Linked DNA regions of Homo sapiens: all the other regions are linked to region 1. A link is a loop called in an ENCODE intact Hi-C map of the cell type or tissue named here. Cell type or tissue: A673. All regions are shown on one strand.

The links. Peaks named below come from ENCODE experiments on the same cell type or tissue, not always from the same donor. Only the 100,000 strongest peaks of a DNase experiment are listed, where the experiment ranks them.
Region 2: a loop joins it to region 1, with 3 times the contacts of the local background. A loop is called at or near these places in 3 of 110 quality-filtered maps.
Region 3: a loop joins it to region 1, with 5 times the contacts of the local background. A loop is called at or near these places in 10 of 110 quality-filtered maps.
Region 4: it touches region 1 in a loop (9-fold over the local background); 5 of 110 quality-filtered maps call a loop at or near these places.

Annotation. Positions count from the first base shown.
Region 1 is chr4:107,516,149-107,521,148 of GRCh38, reverse strand. No RefSeq gene overlaps it. Among named protein-coding and RNA genes, the nearest start is that of PAPSS1, 200 kb to the left of the region's middle. In A673, a CTCF peak has its summit at 1,884; a DNase peak (open chromatin) is centred at 1,908; H3K27ac peaks cover 1,504 bases.
Region 2 is chr4:107,735,306-107,740,305 of GRCh38, reverse strand. No RefSeq gene overlaps it. Among named protein-coding and RNA genes, the nearest start is that of PAPSS1, 18 kb to the right of the region's middle. In A673, a CTCF peak has its summit at 3,096 (motif pointing right); a DNase peak (open chromatin) is centred at 3,145.
Region 3 is chr4:107,181,037-107,186,036 of GRCh38, reverse strand. No RefSeq gene overlaps it. Among named protein-coding and RNA genes, the nearest start is that of DKK2, 150 kb to the right of the region's middle. RefSeq lists a silencer at 2,611-2,905. In A673, a CTCF peak has its summit at 2,681 (motif pointing right); a DNase peak (open chromatin) is centred at 2,686; H3K27ac peaks cover 927 bases.
Region 4 is chr4:107,091,903-107,096,902 of GRCh38, reverse strand. No RefSeq gene overlaps it. Among named protein-coding and RNA genes, the nearest start is that of DKK2, 58 kb to the right of the region's middle. In A673, a CTCF peak has its summit at 2,440 (motif pointing left); DNase peaks (open chromatin) are centred at 1,732 and 2,412; H3K27ac peaks cover 1,390 bases.

The DNA.
Region 1 (5,000 bases):
TTCTTGCTTTACATCCTGTTTCCCGTTTCCCTTTATGACAATCTATTTTTCCCCTTTGGCCTAAATTTGTGACATGAAGGTGTGTGCTTCTTCCTTTGAGAGGGAGCCAGGCATATCCCTCAGCTCTTCTCTTTTCCTCTAATCTTTCCCTTAGGCTACCTTTCTCTTGCTATGTCCCAAATTCATGTCTCTGCTCATAAGAAAAACATTACACACACTATCGTCTTTGTTAAACTCTGAAGTATATAATAATACCAGTACAGAAAGACAGAAATCATGTCCTTGTCATATGGATGGCATGTGTACTTTCATTGTCCATTATTAAAAATAAAGTTGCTTAAGCTTTTATTTGTATGTGTGTAGTAAATAAGACAACTTGACCCTTGGAGAAAACAGAAATGTAGATTCAGTGAAGAGTCAATATCGTGAATATACTTCCTTTCTTATTGAGGTAAAGCAGTAAAAGCATCTAACAAGGACCATATGTATGGACCAGAGCGCACAGACATGTAAATACATATGTGGCCTCTGCAAGAGGTACCGTAGGTAAAGGTCACAGAAAAGAAAGCAGCTTCACTGACATCAAGGAAATAGCAACTATTTACCGACGGCCAGGCATTTCAAATAATAGCATGGACTCCAGAACGACTTCAAAGGGAACTGGTCAGGAAATAGACAAGTAATGAATTTGAATACTTCTGAGATTCCGGAAATTTAAAAGCAGGGTCTTCAAATATATGCATTAAGGTAGATCATGAGCAATTATTTCATTTCTGGAAATTGCTCAAAGCCTTTTGTAGAAACAGACAACTAAGTCCATTTTCTGCCTTTGAATAATGCTACATACTATTAGAAACTTGGGGCAAATTTAAAGAAATTAATCCCGAAATCATGAAAAAAATGTATATCATGCTTAAAATATACATTCATTTTCTTTTCAAAGGTAGCATTTTTTTTTTTTTTTTTTTGAGACGGAGTCTAGCACTGTCATCCAGGCTGGAGTGCAATGGTGCGATCTCGGCTCACTGCAACCTCCAACCTCCAATCTCCTGGGTTCACACAATTCTCCTGTCTCAGCCTCCAGAGTAGCTGGGATTACAGGCACACACCACCACACCTGGCTAATTTTTTGTATTTTTAGTAGAGATGGGGTTTCACTATGTTGGCCAGACTGGTCTCTAACTCCTGACCACGTGATCTGCCTGCCTCGGCCTCCCAAAGTGCTGGGATTACATGAGCCACCATGCCTGGCCTAAAGGTAGCATTCTACAAATTACTTTCTGTAAGGTAAATGAAAAATGATTCTTGAAATGTTTTTAAACTGACTATATCATTTTAACTTTCAGAAGTGCATCTGATATTTTTGGTTTGTGTACGCTCTACTTCAGGAGGAATCTATAGGCTGGGAGCAGTCATTAATTTCAATGACTATATTGATTTTTTGATATATGTCATTAAATAATATAAAAACTAAGTAAAAAATGTTGTGGTGGGTACACAGCAAATAGATCTTCATTTTGCCATTCTTGATTTTTAGGGATCTTAGGGTCTTATATTTCTCATAAGTAAATCAAATTATTAAGACCTTTAAAGTATAATTATTCAAAGTAGTAAAAACAAAATAATTAGATTGTGGTTATGTCATTTTTTGGTCTTGGCATTTGGAAAAATCATTCCCAGGACTACTTATTTTTAAAAGAACACAAATGTTTCTATTCCAAATCCAAAAATATGGGCATAAGTCTTTCAGAAAATAAATCACTCAACTAGCACAATTTATAACCCAATATTTGGGAGTGGACTTCTGGTATAAAATTATATAAACTCTAGCTACCACTACTTTACAATTGTGCAAAACTGGATTTACTTTCCTTTAGGTACATCCTTGCCCAAAAAACCTCCCACAGGGAGGCAGTGTGGTCTAGAGAATGAAATACCCGTTTGTACTTTGAGTTTTGCCACTGTCTTCTGTATGATTACCTTCAAAATTTGTGTTATTTTAAAAAGTCTCCTTTAGTCATTCTCACCAAAAAGGCACCCTTTGCTTACATGTAAAACTCATCTATTTTGGTTAATCAGGTTAGTCTTTTAATTAAAGATATGCTTGCAGAAGAGATGAGGAAAAATTTTTTATCCATGCATTAACCAGTGCCTGGCAAAGCTTCAATAAGGAACACAGCATGTACTTGCATCCCAGGTGATACTTTGCCCCAAGCACCTTGTTACTTCTCAAATGTGTCATGGTTCCTTACATAACAGGCTTGTTAGAGATAGGTAAAGGAATTTTGGGCACTATTATTTGTTCGAACATATTCTTCTAAGCCTATTGAGTTGCAGACACTGTGCTAGATGCCAAGGACAAAGGGGTGGAAGACGGAGTCTGATTCAAGGAGTTCACAAAGTAAAAGGCCAGAAAAGACAACCTTGAGGAGAAGAACACAGCATATTAGGTCTACACTGGCACTGAGAAGGGGCTCTTGAAAAGGTGAGGAGAGGACAGAGTTTTCTGGAGCCATAAAACAAGCATACGTAATTACAGTTAGATAGGAATAAATGTCAAGAGATCTACTCTACAGCAAGGTGACTATAGTTAATGATGATCTTTTATACTCTTGAAAAATATAAAAAGAGTGGATTTTCTGTGCTTTCACCACAAAAATGATAACTATGTGAGGTAATACGTTTGTTAATGAGCTAGTTAACCATTCCACAGTGTATATATACTCCAAAATATCATGTTGTACATGATAAAAAATGTACAACATTATCTGTCAATTTAAAACAATTAAACTGTGCATGCAAAAGACACACAGAGCACTGTTTTCTGGGTGCTGCACACTTGGGAAATGTGTGTGGGTTAGTACTGATGCTGTGACAGGTGTTGACAGGGAACTGGCAGGAAATTAGTTTAAACCTTTTGCAAGGATAATAGTCATCAAAAGATTTTAAGCAAGAGCAGGGTATGATTATATTTGAGTTTTTGAATAGCTCTGCCTGCTGAAACCAAGCTAAGAGGAGGGGAGAGAGCTGAGAGGTTACTACATAAATCCATGTGAAAACTAGTAACAGCCACAACTATGGTACTGGAAGTAAGGATATAGAAAAAGGATATATTCACAAATACTTTTGAGGCAGAATCTCAAATGTCTCATAACTAGTTGAGTATGTGGTCAAGTAAGAGTGAGGAGTACAGGGTGATTCTTCAGATTCTGGTGTCAGTGGTGGGGTGGCATTATGCCATCCAAGGCATAAAGTAGGTATCTGTAAAAGGAGGCATTATGTGTGGTTGATAAATGATGGTGAACTAAGTCTGAGGTGTTTGGAGCTCTAGAAATGCTCAATGAGGCCAGGCACGGTGGCTCAAGCCTGTAATCCCAGCACTTTGGGAGGCTGAGGCGGGCGGATCACGAGGTCAGGAGATCAAGACCATCCTGGCTAACATGGTGAAACCCCGTCTCTACTAAAAATACAAAAAATTAGCCAGGCATGGTGGCAGGTGCCTGTAGTCCCAGCTACTCGGGAGGCGGAGGCAGGAGAATGGCATGAACCTGGGAGGTGGAGCTTGCAGTGAGCTGAGATTGCGTCACTGCACTCCAGCCTGGGCGACAGAGTGAGACTCTGTCTCAAAAAAAAAACAAAAAACAAATAACAAAACAGAAATGCTCAATGAATGTTCACTCTTTTCTCCTGTTTCCTGACCCCCCGCCCTAGAATATTTGTAGTTGTCTAGTAGGCATTAAATATGTGATTCTGGAAATAGGTCTGTAATTAGTCAACATTTAGATGATTGTTTCAGCTACTAGATGGATACAATTTCCAATGGAAATGTATGTATAATTTAAAAAGAGGACACAAAGGAGTTAACTCTGGAGCAAGTCAACATAAAAAAAAGCTGTGTAATTATTAAAATGTTTTGTCTTGTTACATTTCTAACTTCATATTTCAGGTGGATGAAAGATTGGATGGTAGATTTTGACTTGATAAACATTCCAACAGCTCTGTGAAAACCAGTGAGAACAACTGTTTTTCACTCAGTGGGGTTCTTTAATGATGTCATTTTGTGATAAATTGTTTTTATAGCAATACAAAGAAAAGGGAAACTAAATTCCTGACTTTTATTGGTTCTAAAATTGTACCTACTGATAAGCTCAGATTCTGAATTGATGCAACTTGTAGAGTGTGGTTATAATATTTATGGCAGAACATATATTTACTTGATATCTCTTGTGTATCTGGATGGATTCTCTACCATTCTGGAGAGATTAGGTAATATTTGTGGTTGTTCTTTTTTTTACTTTTTTGTTTGTTCAATTAAATACTCAACATAGAATTATTTGTAAAGCTTTTTTTTTTTTCTATTCTGGTGTATTAGTCTATTCTTGCATTACTTAAAGGAATACCTGAGATTGACTAACTTATAAAGAAAAGAGGTTTAATTGGCTCACAATTCTGCAGGCTGTACAGGAAGCATAGCATCTGCTTCTGGGGAGGCCTCAGAGAGCTTTTATTCATGGTGGAAGGCAAAGCAGGAGCAGGTGTCTTACATGGCAGGAGCAAGAAAGAGCAAGGGGGGAGGTGCCACATACTTTTAAATGACCAAATCCTATGAGAATGCACTCGCTATCATGAGGGCAGTACCATAGGGGATGGTGCTAAACTATTCATGAGAAACTGCCCCCACGATACAATCACCCCTTACTCAGACCCCACCTCTAATGCTGGGAACCACAATTTGCATGAGATTTGGTGGGGACACAGCTCCAAACCATATCATTCTGCCCTGACCCCCTAAATCACATGACCTTCTCACATTGCAGAATACAGTTATGTCTTCCCAACACTTCCCAAAATCTTAACTTGTTCCAGCATTAATTCAAAAGTCCAAAGTCTCATCTGAGACAAGACAAGTCCCTTTCACCTATGAGTCTGCAAAGTAAAAAACAAGTTATTTCCAAGATACAATAGAAATACAAGCATTGAGTAACGATTTCCATTCCAAA
Region 2 (5,000 bases), 220 kb before region 1:
ATTCGGTTTTATAGAATAGCCTTCCGCATGTGACACATTTCAGTATTTATTAGAGAGATGCTCTGGAGGCTGTCATTCAGAGCCCTTTTGGTAAAGTTAGCTAGGGCTTCTATGTGCCATATGACAGTTCCTAGCCCTACTGAGGGCATGAATATTGCAGCTAGATGATCATACTAATGAAAGACTGACCTAGTCCACCTATTAATCATATGTGGACAACAGGCTGGATTTTTTTTTTTTTTTTTTTTTTTACCCAGCAACCTTGTGCTATGGGAGGCCTAGAGTCCAGCGTCCTAGCCAGCCCACAGGGAGCCACAGCCACAAATTGGTGCCACAAAGCCATTGAGTCCTGTTGGGAGCATACTGGGCCATTGCTCCCAATCTTTAGGCCGGGCCGTTGAGACCAATCTGTGGCAAATACATCCCTTTGCTGGAGTGCTATAATATGTTGGCACCGATCTGGGAGAATCCATCCCATAACCCATGTGGCATTGGGTCAGTGGTCAAGGGAGTGGTTTCATTGTTCCCAACACAAGGGGGCTAGTTGACTCAAGTGCCCAGTAGAGGTGGTTAACCATATGAGCCCAACCCAAATTTGGAGAAAGCCACTCTGGTATCAAACATTTTGGGGTTTAAAAGTTTGGATGGGCACTTTTGGTTCTAACAAGGGAGTAGCTAGTGCTATAACTTCGTCTCTTGTTATGTTAATCAAGAATGGCTTTTCATGTCATTTAAAGGGTCATTTAAAGTTGTTTATGGGCCATTCTGACACATTTGCCCTAGTCACTCCCATCATTTGTGACCCAGTCCAGTGTTTTAAATCCGGGAAGACTTGTAAATGTCTCTAATATTTCCCTTGCATAGGTGAGACCCACCACAGTAAACTGTGGTGCTAGAAAGGGGTAACAGGCCACAGACCCAACAGGAATCCTGCTGGAGGCTGTCTGCATAGTCCTGTGCCCATTGTAGAAAGAGGTTAGCAGTGTGTGCGGAAACAATATTAGGTATAAAGAGAAAGAATAGGATAAAAGAAATTCTTATCGTTTTCTGAATAGAAACTTTAGGTCCTCTAGGGGCTCTGCCTCCCATTGAGTGGCTACAGGTGTTTCTGTGGTGGAGTTCTTGGGCGACTGGAATTTCTTTACCCACATATGATGAACCCAAGGTTTGATGCCTGCTAGTTTCAGTGCTGAGTCGGTAGTCAACAGCCCATCATAGGGCTCTTTCTATTTCTCTTGTAGTTGTTGGGCAGGACCAGCTTCCTTCCATTCTTTCTGCAGCACTTGATCTCCAGACTGGAACGGGTGGTGGGCTTCCACGGAGTCTATGACGTTTCTGTTAGAAGAAAATTTATGCAAGGGATTAAGAGTTTGTTCCAAGTGAGTGGCATAAGTTTTAATAGCTAGTTCCTTGTCTGGAGACATTCTAGCCACCTGGGACAAGTTGGCTACAAAAGGCCTCCTGAAAATGATTTCACAGGGACTTCATTTGATCCCACTTCTGGGAGCTATTCTTACCTGGAGCAGAGGAATCCCAAGCAACTGAAGCCACTTTAGCCGTGTTTCCTGACATAGCTTGGCGAGGGTTGTTTTTAAGGTATGATTTATTCTTTCAGTTTGTCTGGAGGACTGAGGCCTCCAGGCTGTGTGTAGCTTCCATTTTATCCCTAGCACTTTTCTTACTTGTTGGGCGATTTCCTATGTGAATGAAGGTCCATTGTCACTCTGGATAATGTCAGGAAACCCATATCGAGGAATGATTTCCTTTAGCAGTACCTTAACTACCTCCATTGCCCACTCAGAGCAGCATGGGTATGCCTCTACCCAGCCTGAGAAGGTGTCCACCAGAACTAGGAGATATTTGTACCCTCCTGGGGCAGGTAGCATTTGAGTAAAGTCAATTTGCCAATTCTCTAGTGGTTGTTTCCCTCTCCCTTGCTGTCCAGGCTGTCCTGTATTATGGTTGTTGGGCTCATTTTTAGTGCAAAAGTGGCATCGTAGGATTATACTTTCTAAATGGGCCCTCATTCCTTTTCGTATACTTCTATATGAAAGTTAATGAGGCATCTTGCCCAAAAGTTGTGCCATCATGAATATATTTTAGTATTGGGTGAAGGAAAGACCCATGTCCTGGGTCATTGAAAGTTGTGCAGCCATTCTGACACATTTGCCTTAGTCACTCCCATCATTTGTGAGCCGGTCCAGTGTTTTAAATCCAGGAAGACTTGTAAATGTCTCCAATCTTTCCCTTGCATAGGTGAGACCCACCACGGTGGTGCTAGAAAGGGGTAACAGGCCACAGACCTAACAGGAATCATGCTGGAGGCTGTCTGCATAGTCCTGTGCCCATTGTAGAAGGAGGTTAGCAGTGGATGCAGAAACAATACTAGGTGTAAACAGAAAGAATAGGATAAAAGAAATTTTATCTCTGACACCCAGATTAGGCCTTTGTCATTCAATTTCCAGTCATTTTTCATCCTGAATAAACCCTTTGTCCTTGGTAGCCTTTTCGTCCTCAAGACTGTACCTAGGTTTGAAGGCTGCCAAATCTATTTGGGGAATTAAAGGAACCCGGAGTTCAACATTGGAGCTGGCTAGGTGCCTGGCTGTGCAATCTAAGAAAGCATTTCCCCTAGCTACTTCAGAATTGTTGCACTGATGGCCTGGGCAACGCATAACAGCTATTTCTCTTGGGGCCTTTATTGCCTCTGGTAGCTCTAACACTTGCTTTGCGTATTTGATTTCAGTATTGTCAGCCTTCAGTAGGCCCCTTTCTTTCCAGATAGCACCCTGTGCATGGACTATTATGAAGGCATATTTGGAATCAGTGTAGATGTTGGCACTCTTACTTTGGGACAGTTGCAAGGCTCTGGTAAGGGCGATTGACTGAGCTTTCTGTGCAGAAGTCCCTGTTGGGAGAGTTCTTGCCTCTATTCCCTCTGAGACTCACTACAGCATAGGCAGCGTTCCTTCTTCCATTAATGACTAAACTTTTCCTGTTTGCGAACAATGTCCAGTTTGCACATGAGAGGGCTGTGTCCTTCAAATCTAGGGGACTAGAAAACACTTGATCAATAACTTCTGGGCAGTCATGTATTAGTTCCTCTGATTCCCCAGTAGGTGGCAGCAAAGTGGTGGGGTTTAAGGTTCCAGTGGTCTGCAGTTTCACTGCAGGGTCATCGAGCAGGATAGCCTGATATTGGCCCAATCTGCCCGCTGTTAGCCAATAGCCACCTTTTGTTCTAACAACGCCAAGACTTAGTGTGGCACAGAAATCATGGTGGGCTGACCTAGAGTCAGCTTCTCAGCTTCCTTGAGCAACAAGCAGGTCGTGGCTACTGCCCTAAGACAAGGGGGCCAGCCCCTAGCCACAGTATGGAGCTGCTTTGAAAAATAGGCCACAGGCTGTAGTATTTCTCCCAGTTTTTGTGTTAAGACCCAGAGTGCTAGACCTAGTCTTTCATGCATATAAGGTTGGAAAAGTTTGTGTGGGTTTGGCAGTCCTGGAGCCAGAGCAGATATTAATTTATGCTTTAGTTGCTCAAATGTGATTTGGTGTTCGATTTCCCATGGTCTGCTCCTTTTAGATATAGCTGCTTTACTATTAACCCATAATTGGGACTCCAGATTTTACAAAATCCTGCCATTCCTAGGAAGCCCTTTAGTTGCTTCCTGGTTGTGGGCATCACGATGGAGGCAATTGCACTTAGCCTTTCCACCGTCAGGGCTCTAGCTGCTCTTGTAACAAAAACCCTAAGTATTCTATAGTTTGCTTACATATTTGGGCCTTCTTACTTGAAACTTTATACTCACAAGCTGCCAAGTGGTTTAGGGTCTTTACAGTGTTTTCTTGACATTCTTGTTTTGAGGTGCTGGAAATTAATAAATCATCCACATATTGAAGTAGCACCCCATTTTCTAATTGTAAGCCTCTCAAGTCTTGAATCAAAGCCTCTCCAAATATACTTGGGGAGTTTTTAAACCCTTGAGGGAGCACAGTCCAGCAATATTGAAACTGTGCAGCTGTCTCAGGGTCTGTCCACTCGAAAGCAAACAATAGTTGGCTTTCTATTTCTACTGGTATGCAAAAGAAGGCATCCTTTAAGTCTAGCACTGTAAACCATTCGTGATCCTTAGGTAGTGAAGCAAACATAGTGTATGGGTTAGCCACGATGGGGTGAATGTCTTCCACAGTATCATTAATAGCTCTGTGATCTTGCACAAACCTATACTTATGGGAATGAGGCTTCTTTAATGGCAGGAAAGGAGTATCGTATGAGGACTGACAAGGTCTTATTAAGCCATATTGCAAAAACCAGATTAATGCTGGCTGGATAACTTCCAAGACTTCCTTCTTTAAGGGGTATTGCTTTTTTCCGGATAGGTTGGGGCCCTTCCTTCAGTTTGTTTTTTATTGGACTCACATTAATTTCCCTCTCAGGTTGGTCTCATGCCCAGACCTCTGGCTTCACCTTGTCAAAGACTTCTTGAGGAATTGCCTCTACCTCAGGGTGTGGGGCCTCAGTGCTCACCAGCAGTGCTTGCAGCTGCAGTCCATGCTCTGGAGGCATTTGAAGACACAGCTGACGTTTCTCTTGGGTGGAAGATGATCTGAGTCTCTAACTTGCATAGTAAATCTCTGCTAAGTAAAGGTATCAGGCAGTCTGGCACATAAACGAATTGGTGAATTATCAAATTGTTGCCCACTTTACATGAAAGGGGTTGCAGGAACTGTTCTGATTTCAATTGCCCACTTACGCTGACTATACTGACAGAAAGTATCAGAAAGCTCAGTTATTGGTGTATTAACTACTGAATAACTAGCACCAGTATCAACTTTAACCAAGGCTCCTTTGGGGAAATTTTGATGTCAGTTAGAGTTGGAGCTGCTGGGAGTCTTGGGCACCCTCAATCTTCCTCGGATTCATTTTTGGGCTTGACAGCCATAAGTGACCTGGGTTCCTTCTGAGTTAACTTGGGGCAGTCTCTCTTCCAGTGCCC
Region 3 (5,000 bases), 340 kb after region 1:
TCCAATCCACCATTGATGGGCATCTAGGTTGACTCCATGACTTTGCTGTTGTGAATAGTGCTGTGATGAACATACAAGTGCCTGTGTCTTTTTGGTAGAACAATTTATCCTTTAGGAATATACCCAGTAATGAGATTGCTGGGTTGAATAATAGTTCTGTTTTAAGTTCTTTGAGAAACCTCCAAACTGCTTTCCACTATGGCTGAGTTAATTTACTTTCCCACCAATGATATATAAGCATTCCCTTTTCTGTGCAACCTTGCCAACGTCTGTTATTTTTTGTATTTTTAATCATAGTCATTCTGACTGGTGTGAGATGGTATCTCATTGCGGTTTGATATGAGTCTTTTCTCATGTTTTTTAAACTTCATGGAACATAATCTGTAATGGCATAGAAGAGTTCATCATACAACTATACACTATTGAATTTAACGGTTCCTCATGTTGAACATTTAGCTTCATCCAATTATTTTGGCATTTTAAATAATGTTGAAATGATTATCTTCATACATATTTGTTTGCAGGATAATGTTCTTAGGGGAGATTTCTAGAAGTGAAATGAGTGTCAAAACAAGGAAAATTCTCATAGTAAAAAATGTGAACATTTCATTCACAAAGTTTTTGTGCAGAAGTTGCTGTGTGGTTTTAGGCTCTCTTGCAAAGCCAAGTTTAACATCCTGCTTCATCCTGTGCTACTTTGAGTGATAGAATCACAAGTAAAACTCTCTTCCCAGTGGGAGCTAAACTTATCAAGTCTGATGGTTATTTGTCTAATATTATGTTAATAATACCTGTTTAAACCAACATTTGAGTCCATGTCCAATGGTAATTGATATTCACAGAGTAATACTGAAACATGGCAAAATCCGAATCAGTCATCAAAAATGAATAAATTATGTTCAGTAGGGTTTTTTATTATGCATTTATAATAGTGTGTGTTATATAGAGAGAGTTGTATTCACAATTTTCTATATCTTTAAAAATAAAAGTTCTTTTGTGTCTATATGGTAACCTTTTATTACTCATAATAAATTATCCCTGAATTTAGCCCCTAAATATATGTTTAACAACAGAGTTTATTACATAGTATAATGTATTTTATTCCTACATCATGAAGTAGAAGGGGAGTATTGGATGAGTCATACCTCTACTCTATGCCATTTTACTTTTCCCAAAATAAACTTTTATCAACTTTGTTTAAAACATTATTTATATTAAAGCCTGTCTGAATAGACATGGAGCCTGTCCGGTAGCCTTAAGGGATTAGCAAATTATAATTTAGCTGAAATATGACAATTTTAGCAGATCAGTGTTCCCCTCTGGAGGCTAAAAATATGCATCAAACTACACTAAGAAGAGGGATGTTTATTTGAAACTCATCCAAACAATCTGAAACCCCTACATGGAAATCTTGAAGAAAAGATTTTTCCACAGATTTCTACTCTCTTCTTTCTTACTTTTAGATGTTCTAGGAAAATAGTATTAAACAATCTATTCAGCTTTGCTGCCTGGAGTGAAAACAGAGAAGCAAATGTTGTTAATGAGGGAAAGAAAAAGAGAAGGGGAAATATCTACTAGAAGTAATTTGAATTTGGCTGATATTTATATGCAAAAGAAAAATGAAAGACAGAATATTGTACCTTAAATGAGATATATTTGGAATCATTTTGGAGGTATAAAATTGAACTTAACGTACAAGATGAAATAAAAGCATACCAAATTATCCAGTATCACCTTCATTCTTTATCCATTTGCATTAGGCAATGGTAAATGCGTATTTCATTCATTGAGCTTATCTCCAAGTGTAGCTAGAGGAGAAAAAGTTTCCTTTCAAATAATCTATTTTATATTCCAGATTTCTTTCAAAGTCCAAATTGAACAAAAGTTTAGTTCTTAAAGGTAGGTCATGTGGTCTGATGTGGGGTTTTGAATTTCGGTTTTCTGCTTTTTGATTTGGGACCTCAATCCCTCTCTTTATAAATGATAGAATTGGAATACATAATTTATCTTTAAGATCACTTCTACCCCCTTTTTTTAAGAAAATTAAAACCCATAAATTTATAGTCACTTGATGTATCTCTTCTGCTTTTTGTCTCCTTCCCCGTATTTTTAAATTTGCCATTGCTTGAGTGTTTGATTCTTCTACAGAGGTAGAAAAACAAATTAACTTGCATCCTCTCTGCTCTATTAATTTCTGATGTACTTGAGGGTGGATACTGTCTTTTGTTTTTTCTGTACTTTCCCAAAAGTCAATCATTTTTCTGCATAGAGGAGTTTCTAGCCCTGTTTTTAATTGACCAGTGTCTTTAGAAGCTCCTCATGGAATATTATAAAGGAGTAAACAGAGGCATATGTATGATCATTGAGTCTCCACTGCTTTTCATGTCTGTGTGGTGGGCTCATGAGGTCATACATCCAAATTCTAAATATTAGAAAGGCCAGAGTCTTTATTCTCAGTTTCTTAGAGTATTTCTATCAAACTCAACACATCACCCCTTTGGGATTTCCATCAGGAGGTAGGAGAAGTGCTCATGGTTTTTTTTTAAAGAGGTATAAATTTGATCTCATTTGACATTGCCAGCCTCCAAAACTGTATTCCGTAAGGAAGCCTCTACCTTGGTGTGGGTGTTTTCCCTGGGGTCACTGAAGGACAGAGCTGTGATTAATCATGCTTGCCACTAGAGGTCAGTGCTTACCATTCACAGAGTGAATCTAATACAACGGCCTTTGGACTCCTGAAGACCAGCGTTAAAAGAGTATTTGAAATTTCTTTGTGCTGTTAGTTGAGACTAATGGACTCTGGGTCATTATGGATTGTGTATTCTATGCAGGCTCTATTAGGAATAATTCAAAATGATAATTATATTTTCAAGTATTATTTAGTATTATTTCCATTCCTGGTTATATAGATCAACTGTTTCAGAAATTAACAAGTTTTTGCTCTATAGAATATCTCAGTGGTCTTTAGGTTTTCCCACTTTCTCCTTTTTCAAAATGTTATAATCGGCATCAATCAATAAGTAGGGTGAGTAAAGGTAGAGAATAAGGTGGTGGTATTTGAGGTACTTTGATAAGGTTCTTCTATTCTTACCTAACTTAAAACATTTCTTCACTTTTCTGGTACAGAGGCTTCTCATTCTATCATCAGGCATTAGTCCTCTTAAATCAAATCATTTAGCTATAGTTCTTTTTACTACAAATATTTATTATTTGCACATAATATGACAGGGACTGTGTTTTGATTTTAAGCTTCAATAATTCACTTATTTTAAATATTATCTGAATGAGGTCCTGCTGAGAAATGGATTCCAGTTTATATTTATTTGATAGAGCTCACTTGGCTGTTTAGTTGTACTTCAGTGAGCTGGCTTTCTAAGTTCAGCCTTGGTTCAGCCTTCACTATAGAGGTAAGGCTGTTAACATTTGTTGAACACCTACTGTATGTAAAGTATTTCTTGTATATAGTATCTCATTTAATGCTCACGGCAACCCCTGAAGTAGGAATTGCTTATTATCTCCATTTTACTGATGAGGAGACTCAGCTTCAGAGTTTAAATAACTTGCTCAAGATCACACACAGCTTATGAGGGAAAGGGCTAGGATTTGAATCTACGTCGGCTCTTCTCCAAAGCCCATGTTTTTTTCCCTAAGTGTTAGGTTGCCTTATGTGGTATTCATAGTAAAGTTGCTGCCCTCTTCCCTTCCCTCTTACCAACTCTCTTTCCCCTTCCAGACATCTTTGCATCAAATATGTTCAGGATTTCATGACTTATAATTTTTACTATTTTAACCTGCTATTCTAATGAGAAAGTGACCTGACTCCAATATATTTGTTAGTGTAGTTTAGTGTTAGTTACAGAAGATCTGGCATTGAGTTAGGGTGTTTGATCATTATAGTGCCTCTCCAAGTCTCCTTACTGTTAACTGAAACTCTGAAAGCTGAGGGCCCTTGTAGCATAGATTGGGTAGCTTAACCAACAGAAATTTATTTCTCACAGCTCTGGAGGCTGGAAAGTTTAAGATCAAGGTACCAGCAAGGTAGCTTTCATTCTGAGGTTTCTTCTTGCTGTGTGCTCACATGGTGAAGAGAGAAACAGAGGAAACAAACTATCTGGTGTCCCTTCTAATAGGGACAACTTCTAATAGGGACACCTTCTAATAGGGACACATAATTTCATCATGACAGTCTCTCCTTCATGACCTCATCTGAACTTTACCTCCCAAGGACCCGTTTCCAAATACCATCACATTGGAGGTAAGGGCTTCAGCATATGAATTTGAGGGGGACACAGTTCAGTCCATAGCATCTTTGAATATTAAATTGCAGTGATTTTTCCTCATCCAAAATATGGGGAGGGAAGCTTTGGAAGGTGAAATGTTAGACAAGCATGTTATTTTTGTTATCATACTTTACACTTCTGTAGAATTCTGGGTGCACTGATATAGCGATTCTACTCCACTAGGCACTGAGCTTCTTGAGAGATTGGGCCATGCATTTGTATATGACCAACAACTACAGATTAAATGGCACGTGAATGTTGAATGAGTCAGTAACCCTCTCAGGACTAATGCTACCCAATCTGCCTTTCTGGAGTGGTTTAGGGCTGTGGGGGTTATTCCTAGGCTTCTTGTTACTCTTTTCAATTTTTCATATTCTCTTTTTGGTTTCCGAACTGAAGTCAGGTTTGTTGAAGTATACTTTACATACAGTAAAATTCACAGTTTAAAGTGTACAGTTTGATGGGTTTTGATAAATGTATTCAGTCATGTATACTCTGTTTGCTACCACAATAAAAAATTGAATATTTTCCTCACCCCTAAAAGTTTCCTTGTTCTCCTTTGTAGTCAGTTTCCTTCTTCTACACCTGTCCCCTAGCAACTACCAATTGAATTCCTGAATATAGTTTTGACTTTTCTATGTCATGTAAATATAATCACATACTGTGTTGCCTTTTGGATCTGGCTTATTTTTTTGAGATTCACCCATGTTTTTGCATGTA
Region 4 (5,000 bases), 420 kb after region 1:
CAAGTCTCTAGGATAATGAGAAAGACAATTTCTGAGGAAAAGCATCAGTTATTATACTGAGATGTTCTAGATTTTAAGACTTGTTTTATTCTTGATTTTGGTAATGGTAGTTGAGAGACAGACACTACTAATTAGAGAAGCTTTATTTATTGTTGTTTTTCCTCATGTGTTTTTAAATATATAAACATATATTTTACTATTAAAGTTTCTCACTTGTGTTTTCTAATCTCCAGGGAAACATCTCTCATTTTTCACTATTTAGCACCATCCTTCTTTTTAGAAATGGCAGCTCGCCCATTCAATATGACTCTATTGGGACTACCGATCATAATATTGCACTCATTTGGTAACAGGAATGGGTGTGTGATCTAGACAATAATTTTTTTAACTCCCTTGCTATTGTTGATTGATTCAAAGGTAAGCAAGTGACCAAACGCAGGCCATCAGGGTTCTCTAAGAATCTTTATGTTGGAGCTAGGAGAAGATTCTTGCCCTTTTGGATAATAATGTTTAAAGGGTATGGCATTTGTTAGACTATGATTCAGCTGATGTGACAAAGACCTCAAGTTAGCATTAGCTTAAATAAGATAGAAGCTCATTAATGTGTCATGTAAAAGTCTGAGCTGCATGGTAGCTCTCCTCAACCAAGTCATTAAGAGCTCAAGCTCTTTTTGTCGTGTTACCCTGAAATGTTAAACATACAGCTTCTGTCTCATGGTCTAAGATAATTGTTCCAGCTTCTCCCATATGTCTGCATGACAGCTAGTGTGAAGGAAGAGAACAAAAGGAGGATACACCCCATCCCTTCAAAGGCATAAATAGGAGATGTACATGTTACTACTGCTCAGATCATATTGGCTATTGTTTACTTACACAGTTACTCTAAGCTGCAAGAGAGGCTTTGGAAAGTAGCCCTTACATGGAAAACCATATGCATAGTTAAAAATTCTATTATTATGGGAGAAGTGGAGGATGGAAATTTAAGGAAGCATATCTGTTTTCACCAAAGATAAGTATCAGGGTTTCCTGAAAGCTACTCCTTTTACTATATGAAGTCTTCTTGTAGTTAATAAGAGTTAGTTTAAGTATTTGAGGGCACTTAAACTCTTGAATATAGTTGTGGTACTTTCTGACTTTCTAGTTAAGTAGACAAAAACCTTTGTGGGTGTGTGTGTGTGTTTACACACATGTCTGTGTTTTGCTACATAAATTTAAGTCAAGCTGTTGCCCTTTGTGGTCTAAAGAGTCCTCAGTCCTACAGTGCTGCAAAGAGTGAGGGGAAGTTAATTCTTCATCAGCAAGAATGAATAAGGGAGGGAGAACAAGATGGCCAACTAGATGCATCCAGGAAGCACCCGTCCCACTGAGAGAGACCAAATATGGAGTTAAAAGACATAATTTGAGCAGATCTTTTGACAGAAAACACTGAGAGTGGATGGAGAGGTAACATAGACTCCCAAGTTGAAGAGGGAGGAATCTGGGAACCTTGCACAGGGTGCCCAAATGCTAGGGCTAGATCCCAGCCCCAAATTGGCTCCAGGAAAAAAAGGTGGGTAAACTACTGAGGCACAGCCTGCTCTTGCCATGGATCTCTGGGATACTATCTATAGGGCACCTCACATCTCCCACGGACTTTTGAGCAGGCAGAGGGATCTTCCCAGAGAGTAGGGAGAGACAGGGTTTCAGCTGGCGTGGAGCCCATGGGCTTTTGTGCTCAGAGAAGCTTGCGTAAGTGTGGTTATAGGTGCCCATCCCCCAGGGTTCTCCATCTCCCTTTGAGAAGGATTAGCCCCAGCTGACTTTTGGGCCAGGAGAAGGCAGGGCCAGCTTCCCTGCAGGACTAGGGCATGTCTGTTCTGGAGGGCCCACTCAAACCTCTGAGGGCCCCTTCCTTGCTAACCTGCAGTAGCATGTGCACAGCACAGCTTCTGCTGCCCAGTCTCAGTGCTTTGCTCCACCTGAGTACTTTCCCAGCATCTGGGGAGCAGTTCAGATCCCCAGTGAAGCTGGAGCCCAACTCAAAATGCAGGCCAGTCCCAGTGCCCAAGGGATGTGGTGCACAGCTTGAGAGTGCTAAGCCTAGATCTGTGGCTGGCACTGAATTCGGGGAGGAGTGCCCACCCTCAGAACACTGAGAAAGATGAGACACACAGGTTTGTGTACCTGTGTGGGAATGGGGCATACCTCCCTCTGCAGGGCCAGTTCAAAAAGGATATGGCCTATTTAGGAGCGCTTGTGGCCTGGAACACCTAAAAAAAGAATGTGTGTGTAACACCAGTGATGGGGGGATTCCCCCAAGGCCCAGAAGTAGACCTGGTGAGAAAGTTGTCTCTTCCCCCACCACTAAGAAGCATGCCTGCAAATGCAAGGAAATAAAGAGCCACATGACTAAGAGCTTTTCTACCAGCTGTTACTCTTCCATGCCATCTACTGGATCTCAGACCAGACTACAACATCAAAAAATATTCTGCTAACATTCACCCCTGTGAAAGCAAAGGCAAGAATCCAGCGACAAATAAAAATCCTGTACAGAGCCTTGGCCCTGTGAAAGCATTGAGAAATGAAGCCAACTGACTATACTCAACTTAAACACCAGACCTCCTAGATGAGAAAGAACCAGCACAAGAACTCTGATAATTAAAAAAGCCAGAGTGTTCCCTTACCTTCAAATGAGCCCAATCGCTCCCCAGCAATGGTTCTTAACTAGACTGAAATGACAGACATAGAACTTGGAATGGCAAAGAAACTCATCAAGACTCAGGAGAAAGTTGAAACTCAATCCAAGGAATACAAGGAATTCAACAAAATGATCCAAGATCTGAAAGATGAAATAGCCATTTTAAGAAAGAACCAAGGCCTGGCACCATGGCTCATGCCTGTAATCCTAGCACTTTGAGAGGCTGAGGCAGATGGGTCACCTAAGGTCAGGAGTTCAAGACCAGCCTGACCAACATGAAGAAACCCTGTCTCTACTAAAAATACAAAATTAGCCAGAGTGGTGGTGCATGCCTGTAATCCCAGCTACTGGGGAGGCTGAGGCAGGAGAATCACTTGAACTGGGGAGGTGGAGGTTGTGGTGAGCCGAGATTGTGCCATTGCACTCCAGCCTGGGCAACAAGAGCAAAAACTCCGTCTCAAAGAAAAAGAACCAAAGTGAATTTCTGGAACTGAAAGAAATCACTAAAAGAGTGTCCTCACTTCGGCAGGCTGAGGTGGGCGGATCACGAGGTCAGGAGATCAAGACCATCCTGGCTAACACGGTGAAACCCTGTCTCTACTAAAAATAGAAAAAATTAGCCAGGTATGGTGGCAGGTGCCTGTAGTCCCAGCTCCTCGGGAGGCTGAGGCAGGAGAATGGCGTGAACCCGGGAGGCGGAGCTTGCAGTGAGCCGAGACTGTGCCACTGCACGCCAGCCTGGGTGACAGAGGGAGACTCCATCTCAAAAAAAAAAAAAAAAAAAGAATGTCCTAACAATCAGAAGTGTTAACAGCAGCATAGACCAAGGTGAGAAAAAAATCTGAGTTCAAAGACCAGTTTCTTCAAATCAATTTAATTAGATAAAAATTAAGAAAAACAGAATTTTTAAAAGTGAACAAAACCTCTGAGAAATATGAGATTATGTAAAGAAACAAAACCTACAGCTTATTGGCATCCCTGAAAGAAGGAGAGAGAGTAAGCAACTTGGAAAATATATATTTGAGGATATAGTTCACAAAAATGTTTCTAATCTTGCTAGAGAGGTTGACATTCGAATACAAGAAATACTGAGAACACCAGCTAGATACTATCTAAGACAACCATTCTCAAAACACATGGTCATTAGATTCACCAACATCAAAAGAAAAAAAAATCTTAAAGACAGAGAGAAGGGTTAGAGAAGGGTCAGGTCACGTATAAAGGGAACCCCACTAGAGTGGCAGTTCATTGAGAAATGAAGCCAACTGACTATACTCACAGTAAGAACCTCACAGGCCAAAAGAGATTGGGAACCTATTTTTAGCATACACACACACACACACACACATTTCAGTGAAGAATTTTACCTTCCACCAAAATAAGCTTCACAAGTGAAAGAGAAATAAAAGCCTACTCAGGCAAGCAAACATGAATAAAATTTGTTACCACTAGAGCAGCCTTACAAGAGGTCATTAAGGGAGTGCTAAACATGGAATCAAAAGAACATCTACTGCCACAAAAACACACTTAAGCAAAGAGCCCACAGACAGTATTAAGCAACTACAGCATCAAGTCTACATAACAACCAGCTAACAACAACTTTGTCCAGATCCATCAGAGAAATCATGCTCTACGGCACCTACAGATTCACAAAATATATTTCTTAAATAATACTTGAAAATTGGAATTACTCCTTGATCCATGGCCTTCAGAATGGATGTCTTCTTATCAGGAAAACACACACACACACACATTAATCTCCTTGTAAGTCTCCATCAGAGCTCTTGGGTGACCGAGTGCATTGTCAATGAGCAGTAATCTTTTGCAAGAAACCTTTTGTTCCTGAGCAGTAGGTTTCAACAGCGGGCTTAGTATACTTAGTAAACCATGCTGTAAACAGCTATTCTGTCATCCAAGCTTTGTTGTTTCATTTACAGATCTCAGGCAGAGTAGATATAGCATAATTCTTAAGAGCCCTAGTATTTTTGGAATGGTATATGAACATTGGCTTCAAATTAAAATCACCAGCCACATTAGCCCCTAATACGAGTGTCAGACTGTCCTTTGGAGCATCGAAGCCAGGCATTGACTCCTAGCTATGATAATCCTGGATGGCATCATCTTCCACTAGAAGGCTATTCCTTCCACACTGAAAATCTGTTGGTTAGTATAGCAATCTTCATCAACTATCTTAGCTAGATCTTCTAGATAACTTAAAAAAAAAAAAACCCTTTCATTTTAAGTTCAGGGGTACATACGCAGGTTTGCTATATAGGTAAATTATATGCTGTGGGGTTTGGTGTACAAATTATTTTGTCACCGC